Regions from separate parts of the Homo sapiens genome. Here region 2 is linked to region 1. Evidence: chromatin loops called from intact Hi-C (ENCODE). Cell type or tissue: chondrocyte. All regions are shown on one strand.

Region 1 (2,500 bases):
CAGCTACTGTAGATGCTGGGGTGGGAGGATCACTTACTTGAGCCCAGGAACTTGAAACTGCAGTGAGCCGTGAGCACTTCAGCCTGGGCAACAGTGTGAGACCCTGTCACAAAACAAGATCAGTTCAGTATAAGATTTTAAAATCTTTTAACATTTTCTTTTTCTTTAGGGAAAGTGGAAAAATAAGGAACGGATTCTCATCTTTTCTTCCAGAGGAATAAATTTTAGAACAAGACATTTAATGCAGGACTTGAGAATGTTGATGCCTCATTCTAAAGCAGGTGCCTTTATATCATATACTTTAGAAATTTCTATCTATAAACTTACCTATTTTTATGTTTTCACTTATTTTATATATTCTTCATTTGTTCAGTGTTCTCACGAAAAAAACACAATGCCTTTTATCCTTTCAAGTGCCACAATTTTTCCAGTTAACATTTCGTAAGAAATTCTTTAGATTTCATTAGGTAGATTCTTTACTTTTTAAAACAGGTGTCCTAATATTATTGAAACATTTCTTGAAGGTCCAGGAATGCCTTCACTGTAATGCTTCTGAAGGTCCTGAGATAGGTGGGATGGTTTGTCCTAAGTGCTAAGGACTGCCACATGTTGCTTTTTGGGCCTTTTTTTTTTTTTTTTTAACTGTTTTTATTGAAAAATGGACCTGGGATAGAATTCAAAGCACTTTTTAAGTTGGAGTCAGAGCCTATTTCTAAATGCCAGGTTATTTATTTATTTTTAAGCAGTGGGTTATTTTACAGGCAAGAACAGTATGGCCGGGCATGGTAGCTCATGCCTGTAATCCCAGCACTTTGGGAGGCCGAGGTGGGTGGAACACTTGAGTCCAGGAGTTCCAGACCATCCTGGGCAACATGGTGAAACCCTGTCTCTACAAAATAAAAAAAAAAAAAAATGAAAAAAGTAAAGTAAATTAGCCAAGTGAGGGGGTCACTTGCCTGCAGTCCCAGCTACTCAGGAGTCTCAAGCAGGAGGATGGCTTGAGCCCAGGAGTTCAAGGCTGTCATGAGCCGTGATTGCGCCACTACATTTCAGCCTGGGCAAGGAGCAAGACCCTGTCTCAAAAAAAAAAAAAAAAAAAAAAAAAAGTTTGGAACAGTGGAGTGGCAGCGCCATCATATGGCTGTTGTTGTGCTTATGTTGAGAGGTGCTTTGGGGTTTTTTTGTTTTTTGTTTTTTATTTTTAAAATTTTAACTTATTTTAGATTCAAGGAGTATATGTGCAGGTTTGTTACACGGGCATAAAGTCAGTTTTCTTTGACACCTAAGATTAAAAAGTGAAAGATATTTTCATTGAAACTGGTTTCCTTTAACACAGTCTTTGGTTTGTGAGAATTTTCCCATTTTTGAAAAGGATTCCTAGAATACCTAAATATTGAGAAACACTGCTTACACTATAATTTCTAATTCTTACAGACTATATTTTACTTATTTTCTTTACATTTACAAAGAGTCAAGATTTTTGAGCGATTGTTTCCAGCTCTTGTTTTGAAAATTAGTAATAAAATCTCCTTTAAACTGAAGAGTGTAAAAACACTTTATTTTCTGGATAGCATATGTGGTTTGATTGAAATAACTTTGAAATCACCTTTAATTTACTTGCTTTTTCTTTTTTTTCTTTTTCTAGATACTAAAATGGATCGTAAGGATAAGCTATTTGTGATTAACGAGGTAATTTTGGAAAGTAATTGCAACAAAATATTTTTAAAATGTTAACAGTGGCTTATTTCAAAACTAAGTCATTCAGTGACTTTAAAAATTATTTTGTAAAAACTATTCAGACACATTTTATTAACTCTTCAATAACTGGTCTTCCAAATTTTTATCTCTCACAGTTTAGTGCTTCATTCATTTCTGTTTGTTTTGTCTGAACAAGCATATTGAAATTTCCTCAGGAGAAGGATTATGTCCCATTTTTTAACCCTGTAGTGTCTAGTATTATGCTAAATCCATAGTAGGTACTCAAAAAATTATCAGTCAACATATATAAAGTAAAATAAGTCCATTAAACATATATATATATAAAACCCACATGGTAAAAAGTGTTTTGCCAGTATTAAAAGTGATTTGTGTGGAACTGGCTATTAAGGTATTACAAACTGAATAGGTTACATTTTCAAAGTATTGTTTAAGATACTACACTTAGGTATTTTTTTTAACCTCTGGAAGCACAGAACATAAATTTACATTTTAAAGCAAAATTTTCAAAACTTAGAAGAATTAGGATCATTTTTTCACTATTAGCCTTCTTTAGAGCACAAATTTTTGAACCTCTGCTGTAATACCACATTATTCTATGTGCTGTAGAAACTGTTCAACAGAGCAATGTCCCTGTCATTATGGAACTTACATTCTAATGGAGACAGGCCATAAACAAGGTTTATAATTTCAAGTAAAGACAGGAGAAATAAAGCAGGTTATAGGTTTTGGACAGCTGAGGCTACACCGGAAAAACCTGTTCAAAGGGATGGTGTTTAATATT
Region 2 (2,500 bases), 1.5 Mb before region 1:
CAAGTTTGGGTGGTTAAGTATACATTTTGCCCGGCACTGATCTGGGCGGTGCATGTGGGAAGATGAATAGGGCCCAGTTCCCCGACTTTGAGGGCCTCACAGGCTGATGTGTAAGAGACAGGAAAACAGCCCTAGTGCTTTGTGATCAACCTTGTGGTATTACAGAAGAGGAAGTTTAGGAAGGCACTTTAGAATTTAGTTTGGAAGAATGATTTCACCAGGTAAACAGGCAGGACGGGGCTTCCCACGTAAAGGTAGGGAAGGCAGTGAAAAGGGGCACGCAGGTGAATTGTCTTTCGGGTTGTTTGCAAGAGATATGCCAGAAGGGTTAAAGGAACAGTAATCAGAAGGATCTTAGGCAACAAGGATGTTTGAAACTTGTATTCTATACATGAAGGATCTTAAGCAGGAAGATTGTATTTGTAAAAGTCACGCTGGCATTGGGATAGAAGGTTAGGCCACATGCAGAAGGCTGTTGTAATAGTCCAAGTGAGAAGTGGTGACGTCTTCAGCTAAGGGATCCTCTATCCCAAGTCTGTGACAGGACAGTTCACTTAAAAGCCAAATTTTTTTCTTGATTGTCCACTCGAGATTGAATGGAGAAACTGCATACGGGCACATTCTAACTATGTAAATTTAATTCTAGATGATAAATGGTGACTATACGTAGATTTTTTTCACATAAAATGATATTTTTACTGTTTTGTAACTTTTTTTTTTTTTTTTTTTTTTGCTTAATAGAATGTGGTCAACAACTTTCCATGTCCATAAATATTCTCCTGTGCTATTCTTAATTGGACGTGATATGTATGGTTAACACATATGTAATTTTTCCTTCCTGTAATAATTATACAATAGTTAATATTTATTTTGAGTACTAAATACGAGTTTGGCACTGTATTAATGCATTCCATGAATTAACTCATTCAGTCTTCTTTTTTTTGAGACGGAGTCTCGCTCTGTCACTCAGGCTGGAGTGCCGTGGTGCGATCTCGGCTCACTGCAAGCTCCACCTCCCGGGTTCATGCCATTCTCCTGCCTCAGCCACCAGGCCTGGCTAATTTTTTGTATTTTTAGTAGAGACGGGGTTTCACCGTGTTAGCCAGGATGGTCTCGATCTCCTGACCTCGTGATCCGCCCGTCTCGGCCTCCCAAAGTTCTTGGATTACAGGCGTGATCCACCGCGCCCGGCCTCATTCAGTCTTCTTAATAACGCTGTGAAGTGGGTTCTGTTATTATCTCCATTATACAGATGAGAAAGCAGGCGTAGGAACAGTAACTTGCTCAAACCCAGTATCCCCGTTTTTTTCCTTCCTCAAACCCAGTATCCTATAGCCAATACTAATAACCCCTGTGCTGTTCTGAGTGAGTCAGGGACAGATCATTCCTGAGAAAGGTAATTCTGTAGCTTCTCTTCACAATCCGGTTCTGTTTCCCAACTTTTGGGTTGAGATTTTAGATTACTTGTATGTAGATGTACATACCATATATACTCAGGGAAATAGAGAACAGTTGCCTACTCTCTTCCCAGTGTTGTAGAAAAGGGGTCATAGGCCTCAGGGTTCCAGAGAGACCTGTTGTAATTTCCCAGCTCTATTACTTAATGATACAAATGGGCAAGTTACTTCTTTGAGCCAGTGTTCTTGTTTGTAAAATGGAGCCGTATTTAGAACCAGAAAACCTTTGTGGTGATTCCCTCTCTCTCTCTCCCTCTCTCTCTCTCTCTCTCTCTCTCTCTCTCTCTCTCTCTCACTACCCCTGTTCATTTGGCAAATGGTCAAAACCAAAATAATCTTATCAGAAATATAAAACTTATTTTATCATCTTTCCATTTTAAACCTGCACAGACCTGCAATTTTTCTTTCTTTTTTTTTTTTTTTTTGTTGTCGTTGTTGTTGTTGAAATGGAGTCTTGCTCTGTCTCCCAGGCTGGAGTGCAGTGGCGCGATCTCTGCTCACTGCAAGCTCCGCCTCCCGGGTTCCAGCCATTCTCCTGCCTCAGCCTCCCGAGTAGCTGGGACTACAGGCACCCGCCACCACGCCCGGCTAATTTTTTTTGTATTTTTTAGTAGAGACGGGGTTTCACCGTGTTAGCCAGGATGGTCTCGATCTCCTGACCTCGTGATCTGCCCGCCTCGGCCTCCCAAAGTGCTGGGATTACAGGCATGAGCCACCGCGCCCAGCCGCAATTTTTCTTTTTACCCAGTATACTTGATCAGTTACATCACTTCTGCAGTATAACAAAGGCTCTATTGAATCTAAATGAACCTTTAAAGTTTATTAAATCCAGACTTCTGGAGTAGGGGGGATTTTAGCTCAGCATGAAATTAGGAGTCATATTTTAAAATTAGTTTTTTTTTTAATTATACAAGTAACGCATTTTATAGGATTTAAAAGACAATGGCCAAAATGTCCATCAACTGATAAATGGATAAGTAAGCAATGGAATATTATTTGATAATAAAAAGGTACAATGACAAGTATTGATGCATGTTACAACC

What was found. A loop is a pair of places that touch in the nucleus more often than their neighbours do. Peaks named below come from ENCODE experiments on the same cell type or tissue, not always from the same donor. Only the 100,000 strongest peaks of a DNase experiment are listed, where the experiment ranks them.
Region 2: a loop joins it to region 1, with 6 times the contacts of the local background. A loop is called at or near these places in 25 of 110 quality-filtered maps.

What each region holds. Positions count from the first base shown.
Region 1 is chr5:34,918,195-34,920,694 of GRCh38, forward strand. It overlaps BRIX1 (biogenesis of ribosomes BRX1), which reads left to right. Exons shown (of 10, transcript NM_018321.4): 2 at 170-281; 3 at 1,646-1,689. It also overlaps a transcript of TTC23L not described here. Among named protein-coding and RNA genes, the nearest start is that of BRIX1, 3.7 kb to the left of the region's middle. In chondrocyte, a CTCF peak has its summit at 1,155; no DNase peak of the experiment used is centred here.
Region 2 is chr5:33,441,611-33,444,110 of GRCh38, forward strand. The region is part of intron 1 of TARS1 (threonyl-tRNA synthetase 1); the gene reads left to right. Among named protein-coding and RNA genes, the nearest start is that of TARS1, 1.9 kb to the left of the region's middle. RefSeq lists an enhancer at 1-463. In chondrocyte, a CTCF peak has its summit at 1,185; no DNase peak of the experiment used is centred here.